Regions from separate parts of the Homo sapiens genome. Here region 2 is linked to region 1. Evidence: chromatin loops called from intact Hi-C (ENCODE). Cell type or tissue: mammary epithelial cell. All regions are shown on one strand. Each heading gives the region's core, and the rest is flanking DNA. Links, peaks and the distances in the headings are about the cores only. Region 1 has its middle 44 kb from the start of LUNAR1. Region 2 overlaps IGF1R (insulin like growth factor 1 receptor).

Region 1 (4,389 bases), core at 298-4,297:
CTCAGGAAGAAGTGAAGAGCCAAGGCAGGCGTTAGGGACCCCCGGGCTCCAGCCTGCCAGAGCATCTGGAAGGGAAAAGGCAGCAGCCATGCTGCTACATTCCTGATCCTGCTAAGGACTCTTACTGGCTCCTGGGATGGGGACCTGGGCTCTGGGATGTCAGGGCAAACCCGGATGGGGTTGCCCCCAACTGGAAGTGACTGCTGGTTCTCATGGAAGCTGGTGCCTGGGATCAGCACCAAGGAGAGTGAGCCTACCTCCTGGCCTGTCAGCTAGGAAGTGCCAAGCAAGGGACCAGCAACAAAAGGTGCAGTCCTGAGCAAGACACGAGAGCGGTGGGAAAGGCCTGGGTTTTTCCACTAGGGGATAGGAGGCCTTACTGGAGCTGATCAACTGGTTCATACTGTGGAGTTGACTGTAACCAGTACAACAATGCTGGAAAGTAAAAGCTACAAGATATTCTCGCTGTCCTTTTCCCACAGAAATATACTATGTATCAAGCTAAGTAAATGTCTGGAAACCTGGAAACCCCCCAAAACTGGTAGAAGCAGTTTCTTTTCTTTATTCTTTTTCTTTTTTTTTTTTTTTAACTATTTCACACGCACACAAAAAAAAAAGAGCTAGAGAAAAACCATGTTTCTTGGATTTAATTTTGTTCACACAAATTTTCTTTTTTAAAAAAGAATAAACTGGAACCATCTAATCTAAGGTAAGCATGAAACTGTCTCAGTGACTCTTTTAAAAGTTGTCTGTAATTGTGTGACTTGGAAAATTAATTTCCTTCCAGATGAAGAAACCCGAGGCAGGTCTTATGAGTGACAATTATTAGTAACCACCTCAGGAAGCAGCTGGAACAATGAGAAGGGGCGGAGGACCGTGTGAGACCTGCAGGCAAACACAAGGGCTGCTTGCAACTTGCCTAAAATAGAAAATAGAAGTTAGCAACAGCTTCCCCGCCTGCCAGGCCCCTCTTTGGAAGGCTCTGTGCGGTAACAAGTACCATGGCAGGATGCTACCCAAGAGCCTCTCTGGAGATGGACAAGAACCCCTGGGGCAGTTGAGGCGAAACGAATGCCCCCTGGCTTCCTTCCCACCTCTGGGGCGCAGGTTCCCCACTAGAGTCACCTCCAGGTGCTGACGCCCTTTTGCTTCCTTCTGCTGAAAAAGTCAAACCAGTTACTGTTTTGATTCTTTTTTAAAGGTTTTAGAAGAATGACACATATTACACAAGCTTTATTTGGAGGAGTCATTGGCGAGGTAATGTGCTCTTAACCGTGGAACAAGCCTTGGCGCTGAAGCGTGAAGGACGCGGTTCGAATCCCAGCTTGGTCACCTTCGCCTTTTTGAGCTGCCCAGGATAATAAGAAGGTTGGGCAAGGCTCAGCCTGCACGTGGCTAGAAACATAATCCCAGCACTTTGGGAGGCCTAGGCGGGAGGATCACGAGGTCAAGAGATGGAGACCATCCTAGCCAACATGGGAAACCCCGTCTCTACGAAAAATACAAAAATGAGCTGGGCGTGGTGGCGCGTGCCTGTAGTCCCGGCCACTCGGGAGGCTAATCGGTTGAACCCGGGAGGCGGAGGTTGCAGTGAGCCGAGATCGCACCACCGCACTCCAGCCTGGGGGTCAGAGCGAGACTCCGCTACACATCACCAGGCTCACCTGAGAGGCTGGAAAAGCAGGGGCGGAGGGAGGAGTGGGGAAGAGAGGGAAGGGGGTGGGGAGCAAAGTACCCGAGCCGACACCGATCCCCAAACTGTACCTTTTCAATTATCTTAGTAACTTTCACCCCAATGGCACGGCTTATCTTAACACTGATTACCGCACCCCGCACCCCCCGCTATTCTCCCCCACTCCGCGCACTCCCAGATGCTTCACATGAAATCGACATGGCAAAGTCACAGCCTCGAACTGAAACGGTTTTCCAATTTTGGAAGCTTGACTGGCCATAAAAAGGTTTTGTTTTTTTCTTTTCTCTCTTCTTCCCTGCCCGTGACGCCGCCCCCTCCCCCGCCCTCCCTCCGCCCCCACCCCCACCCCCACCCCCTCCCCACGCTCAAGAGCGGATCCGCGCCGGCCGCGGCGGAACCTACGCGCCTGTTTTCCAGCGGCCGCTCCCCGGCGCTGCCCGGCGCCGCCCCCTGCCGGCGGGAGTCGGAGCTGCTCCCGCGTGCGCGCCGGCCGCGGCGGGCTGATGACCCAACGCCGCAGGCATCCGAGGATAACCTTTCCCTTTTCTTTCCAAGACCAAATAAGGGGGCTCTTCCCTCTGCGCGCCAGGCCCGCGGCAGTTAGGCCAAGGGGCGTGGAAAGGAGGATCCGGGAACGAGGCTGACAGTCGGCAACAACCGAGCACATTGTTCCCGCGGCGCCCGGCCTCCCCCTCCTCCCGCGGGCCCGGCCCGTGCCCACCCTGCAGCCCCAGGCGCGGGGAGCCAGGCGGGATCGGCGCGACCCCGGACCCCGTCGGCAGCTCCGCCAAGCCCTCCGGCCCCTCCCCCGAGAAGAAGTGAAGGGCGGGGTGCCCGCGGGCCCTCGCCCCGGTGCAGACCCTCCAGGCTCGCGGGGCAGCCGACCGGGGACCCCGGCGGGGGCCAGGCCCGACTGCCCAGCCTCGGAACCCTGGCATCGCCCCCGAGGGAGGGAGTCACTGGTGGCTGACAGTGTTTGGTAACCACAGAAACCGAGATCTGACCTATATTTTCGAACACGGCCTCAACTCTAGCTTTCCTTCTAGAAATCAAAGTGAGAGAATCTGACTTGCTGCTAATTTTCCTCCTGCTTTATATTCCAAAATGCCACCCGGAAGGCTAGGCAAGTCAGGAAACCTCGCTGGCGGTGTGGATGGCTGGTGAGGGTCCCCGGTGCTCCAGTTAGGAGGCAGGGGCTGTCCCCTCTGCAGCCTCCTGCCGGCCACAGCGTCCTCCTGCCCACCAGCGGCTGGTGCATTTCTGGAGGGCAATTGGATGATATTGATCAGGATTTAAAATAAGTGCATTGTTTGACGATTTCATTCCACTTCTCGGTGTTTATCCTAAGTAGGTGCTGGGAAGGGTGCACAAAGACAGACCTTCTAAGCACAGAGGATGGCCACAGTCCTGCTTAACAGTAACAGTAGTTGGCCTTAACTGAGCATTTACTAAGTGCTAGAAACTGTTCTAAACATTTTACAAATAGCTACTCACAACATCCCTATGCTGCGGGAACTGTATTATTTTTTATTTTTATTTTCTGTCGCCCAGGCTGGAGTGCAGTGGCGCCATCTCAGCTCACTGCAACCTCTGCCTCCCGAGTTCAAGCGATTCTCCTGATTCAGCCTCCCGAGTAGCTGGGACTACAGATGTGCGCCACCACGCCCGGTTAATTTTTTGTATTATTAGTAGAGACAGGGTTTCGCCATATTGGCCAGGCTGGTCTCGAACTCCTGACCTCATGATCCACCCGCCGCGGTCTCCCAAAGGGCTGGGATTCCAGGCGTGAGCCACCGTGCCTGGCCAGGGACTGTATTATTAATACAGCCAACCCTCCATATCTGTGGATTCAACCAACCATGCATGGAAAATATTCCAGAAAAAAAAATTCCGCCAAGTTCCAAAAAGCAAAACCCGAATTTGCCATGCGCCAATTACTACTACATTGAATCCACAAGAATGAAATGAAGTGTTGGCATTGTATGGGGTATTATAAGTAATCCAGAGAGATTTAAAGTGTACAGGAGGATGTGTGCAGGTTATATACAAATATCACACCATTTTATATAAGGAACTTGAGCATCTGTGGATTTTGGTATGGGGCTCCTGGAACCAATTCCCCACGCATACCGAGGGACAACCGCACCTCCATTTAATACATGAGGAAACTTCTCAGAGATGCTAGGTTTCTGCTGACCATCACCCAGCTGGGGAGTTGCACAGCCAGGAATGATGCCACGCTCTGAGGCTCCAGAGTCTGTGCCCTTGACCGCAACACTAAATGTTTATCAATGGGGATTTGATTAATTTAGAATACATCCGTATAATGGAGTATTTGCCGGCCGCTTAAATGGTGATGTAGATTGGGAATAATTGGCATGGAAAAATGTCCATGACATATTGTTGAGTGAAAACAGCTGGTTATACAAGAGTGTGCCTAACGGGATCCCGCGGTTGTGCAGAAGGGCGCTCATGGCTATGCTAACCATGGTCACCTTTGGGCAGTAGAATTTCAGGTGGCTAATTTTACAAGTATGTCGTCTTTGTTGTTGAACTCTTTTTTTTTCTTATTGTTAATCACAGTCCAGGCTGTGCTCAAATCCCACTTTCTTCACGTAAGCCTTTCCTGATCCCCAAAGTTGGAAGCTGCAGCTCCCCATGATTCTGACAAGTGGGAACTTGTATTGGAAGGTTAT
Region 2 (4,389 bases), core at 211-4,210, 110 kb before region 1:
GCGCTCAGCCTGCCTCTCATTTAAATGCAATAAGGGCATTAACTTCCTAAGGGAATCAAATTGTAAATATATTAAAAGTGGAGATTGCTTGGTATTTGCTCATCATGTGATTAATCATCCCTTACTGTCTCCACCTTATAAAATTGCAAACCCTAATATTTGGCCACCTTAAAGTGGGACGTGTCTGTGTCTTGCCTTGCGTCTCTCCACACATAATGAGTGTAGGGTCCTCTGCTGTGACAGCAGTGGTGCCTGCTCCAGCGTGTGACTCTGCGCCCTCTCTTCCCTTACAGATTTTGGTATGACGCGAGATATCTATGAGACAGACTATTACCGGAAAGGAGGGAAAGGGCTGCTGCCCGTGCGCTGGATGTCTCCTGAGTCCCTCAAGGATGGAGTCTTCACCACTTACTCGGACGTCTGGTATGAGAACCTTTACTGCATTGCCAGCCTGGAGCCCCCAGCCTCTGCACTTTCCACCAGCTCAGTCTCTAGGGCTTTATCTTTCTCTGTTCATTGTTACCCGTTGCCAGCTTTAGCTCAGTGTTGTGTGAGCCACACTTCTTCATCATTGAGGTGTTCCTGTTGTCAGTGGGCTAGCTAAGGGCAGAAGGGCATTCGTGGGATTTTAAAGAATTTATGGGACCAACATTCTTTCCGCCTTCAGCAGATACCGATTATGTTTCCAGGAGGTGGGATGTGCCAGAAGCCGTCACCTCTTTTTGTTTCTCCCCTGCCTGCCTTCTTTCTCTTTTCCTCTTTCTCAATAAACAGATACTGTCTGTGTGTCTGCCTCACCTAATCTAACCCTCAGATTGCAGACAGTGCTTTATTTAGACCCAAAGCTTATGAGTCCTGATTGTGTTTTCCTGCTGGTCCCATCTGCTGTCTGTCTTTCAGTGGGCATCCACCGTTGTGGACCCAGGGATGGTTATGGGAAGCAAAACGTCTCCCTTAATCATAAACAGTGTCTACCAGTGGAAGCCCATCGACCGAGGGATCAGAGGCCTCTCAGTAGTATTGTTTATTGCAGTTCCTTGGCAACATTGCAGAGAGGCAGTCAGGTTCTGAAATACAACTGAGGTTATTGGCAGGCTGAGGCCCTGGCACAGGCACCTTCTAGAATATCAGCTAGTGTCTTGGCTTTCCTCTGGGGGGATCCCGTTGCTGTTGTGTTACAGAAATGGTAGTTGTTTACTCCAACAGTCTGGATGACCGCATAGAGGAACTATTTCAATAGTGACTGACATCATTTTTTTTTTAACCTCGTAAACCTTTCACAGTTCAGGGGCCTTGGATCTTATTTTGAAGACAGGTGCAAATTGGAAATAGCATTTGAATATGACCCGGCAAAGCATGATTGCTTCTTAAGCTCAAGTATGAGATCTGTTTTGCAATCAGCTTGTCCAAGATGGTTATCTCTTCACTGTCAAATCAAAGTGCTCTGCATGGTGTTTAGAGATTGGGATGGTGAGGAGAGAGCAAGCCTGGGTATGTGCATGCATCTGTTTATTCTAGGCTTCGTGCCTCCAGGAGCTTGGAGGTCAGCTTGTAGTATAATAAAATAGAAAACTATACAGCCGGGGAGAACAGAAGCAGAATAGAAGGATAAAGTGTTGTTCATATCTCTCGGGCAAATTTTACCCAAATTCTGACGAGCAGTTACTGCACAAGCAACAACAAAGGGACCTAGAGTGTGTTCATTGCCAATTCTGTCCATTTGGCTACATAACTACTGTGAACCAATACAAAAAGATATGTATAAACATGAATAGGCGTTTGGTATTCATTCCATGAAATGCTCAGGCATTGACAGCGCTTCAGGTTTTGTTTGCTTTTTAACACAGGCTTTGAGGATAGCACAGGTCAGGAAGGCTAGGGCGTTGGAGCAGGTTTCTCAGCGGTCCAGGCTCTAAACTAAAGCTGTCCCTCTCAAAAGAATGGAAATGATTTCAGATTGTATTCAGCAGCACGAAGCAATGATTCCTAAATAGTTAAAAATCTAGAAAGAAACACTAAGAATTGTATTGGGCTTTGTAGAAGAGACCCCAGAATTTTAGGATTTGGGATGTATCCCTGCAGTCAGGCCCAGTCCCCAGTGCACCTGCAGATCTTTGACAGCTGCTGGTTGAGCTTCTGCTAAGAGGTTTCCTTCCAGGGACTCCATGTTCACTGCCTCACAAAGGCAGGCCAGCCTCATGCTTTAGACATCCTTGCTCTTAGCAAATCTTTCGTGTTCTGCTACGTCAGCCTCTGTGTGACACCCATTGGACCTTCTCTCTGTAGCACAATTGCATACCTTGCTCTGTTCTTGATAAGATAGGTCTAGGAGTCATCGAAGAGGTGTGTCTGTTCTAGCCAGAACACCTCCAAGTTTCCTGCTGTCTTCCAGGACTTCATTCCCAGGCCCTTGGGCACTGTGGCTGCTCTCCCTGCAGCTCCCTGTAGCACCATGTCCCTCTGAAATGACAAGGGTGCCCTCTAGGCATGGAGGAAACCAGACGAAGGACTGGGGAGCTGCACCCCACAGCCTAGAGCTGTGCTTCTTCCCGAGCATCTGGATCACCCAACACATAATCTTTATTTTTTATTAAGAAGCTTTCCAAATAGTCACAAATAGCCAAGGTTATTTGCTTCTTTCATGACTAATTACCATCTGTGGGGAATGTGGATTTCTCTGTAGGTTTTAATTTGCTGGTGAGTGGGCCATTGCTACCATCCCCTCCTGGTGTGGGGAAGTATAGTTACTGAATGCTGCCTCCAGCCAGCACGGGCATTGCAGGGGGACTCACAGCCGCCGGTCTTCCCCCTGGGGAAACAACGTCAAGGTTCCTAATTAGAAAGGGCTTTACACAGAGACATGTATCTACTGTTTGAAGATTAAATCTGTCCATGAAATGGAAGACTTGATTTTATATGAAGTCATGAAGAGCCAACACCACATAGTAAAATACCGGCTTTGAAAAACACAGAGGTGTTGCATATTTCTCGGTGCTTCTGACTGGCTGTGTGGCCTTGGTTAAACCTCAGAGCTTCTCTGGCCTTCGGTTGCTCCATCTGTAAGGCAAGGTCTGTCTCGAGAAGTCTGCGGTACCTGAATAGATGTTGAAATGGCTCCTGTGGCAACTGGTATTGTGTAGAGATGGTTCAGTGTCCACACCTTGCAGTTGTCACATTAAGCTGTGAAGGACGACTGACTCTAGCACTCAGTGGTCCTCAGTGGCAGGTGATGTTGACCTCAGACAAGAGTTGCTCAGGAGATAGGCTTTGCAGTTCACCTCGACAAGCGTTTGTGGAGAGCTAGGTCTGCTACCTCCTGTATCGTTGCCTGTGGGTGATGGTAAGGCTCTTGGGGGTGTGGAAGATGCGGGGATGATGATGATGACGATGATGACGATGACGACGATGACAGCGTCGTCGTCGTCCTGGTCCTGGAAGGATAAAGTCTTGTGGAGAAGAGGAGGCAATTCTGACAGTTTGGGGTTGCATCATCTTCTTCACAGAAGAGATGAAGTTGTGTAGGCACCCTAAGTATGGATTGTCACAAAAAGAGCACTAGGAAGCGGGGCGGGGCGGGGCAGGGGTGGGGGGTTCCTGGCAGTGGGAATGCTGGGCAGGCATGGCAGTAGGGAGCACCTGCTGCAGGTGGGGTTGGTGAGGTTTCCTCGTGGGACTTAGGCTGCAGAGAGATCAAGACAGGCCTCAGCTGTTGTATTAGGCATCCTGGACTAATTCTTTAAGCCCTGTTAAGGTTTCTGAACCAGAGGGTGATTAGAGCTGTGCTTGAAGTTCTTGTTAGCCGGAGTATACAGCTGCATTGAGCAAGATGTTGTAACCAAAGGAGAGGTGGTGGTGGGCCAGGCAAGCAGGATCCTGCACACTCAGGGAGCTCTGAGGGACGGAAGGAGGGTGCCAGACCTTGGACAGATGTGAGCCTGGGTGGACAGTTCGCAGTGGGACTCCGAGGAGGCCAAGGGCATGGGTGACAGCAGGCAGACTGCTCGGGTGGAATGGGCATCAGCTGCAGGGAAGCCGGGGGAAGAACAGGGCACAAATCGGAGTTCAGTGTGAGACGCAGTGAGTTTGTGGGTAGCCCAGTAACTGGGAACTTGGAATGGAGCAGTTGGGCCGGGAGGGCCAGGGTGGGAGCCGTGCCGTGAGAACTGGCTGCCTGCAAGCCGCTGACACAGCCAGGAAGGGCACGTGGGGCAAGAGGAGAAGTGGGTCTGGGAGGGAGCCACATCCTCAGGCCATTTCCCAGACCAGCCTGCAGTCAGCAAAAGCAGAGAGCTAGTCATTTCTTCTTATTTTATTTTTAATTTTTTGTTGTTGGAGAGCTAGTCATTTCTTGTACCAAGCTGCATTTCAGATGTGTGGGTACTACTGCCA

What was found. Hi-C counts contacts between places; a loop is a spot of excess contacts. Peaks named below come from ENCODE experiments on the same cell type or tissue, not always from the same donor. Only the 100,000 strongest peaks of a DNase experiment are listed, where the experiment ranks them.
Region 2: it touches region 1 in a loop (2.5-fold over the local background); 35 of 110 quality-filtered maps call a loop at or near these places.

The regions. Positions count from the first base shown.
Region 1 is chr15:99,056,951-99,061,339 of GRCh38, forward strand. No RefSeq gene overlaps it. Among named protein-coding and RNA genes, the nearest start is that of LUNAR1, 44 kb to the left of the region's middle. RefSeq lists enhancers at 878-1,479, 1,480-2,079 and silencers at 2,097-2,266, 2,377-2,426. In mammary epithelial cell, for the core only: a CTCF peak has its summit at 2,147 (motif pointing left); no DNase peak of the experiment used is centred there; H3K4me3 peaks cover 986 bases; H3K27ac peaks cover 429 bases.
Region 2 is chr15:98,942,630-98,947,018 of GRCh38, forward strand. It overlaps IGF1R (insulin like growth factor 1 receptor), which reads left to right. Exons shown (of 21, transcript NM_000875.5): 19 at 294-423. Among named protein-coding and RNA genes, the nearest start is that of PGPEP1L, 63 kb to the right of the region's middle. In mammary epithelial cell, for the core only: no CTCF peak of the experiment used is centred there; no DNase peak of the experiment used is centred there.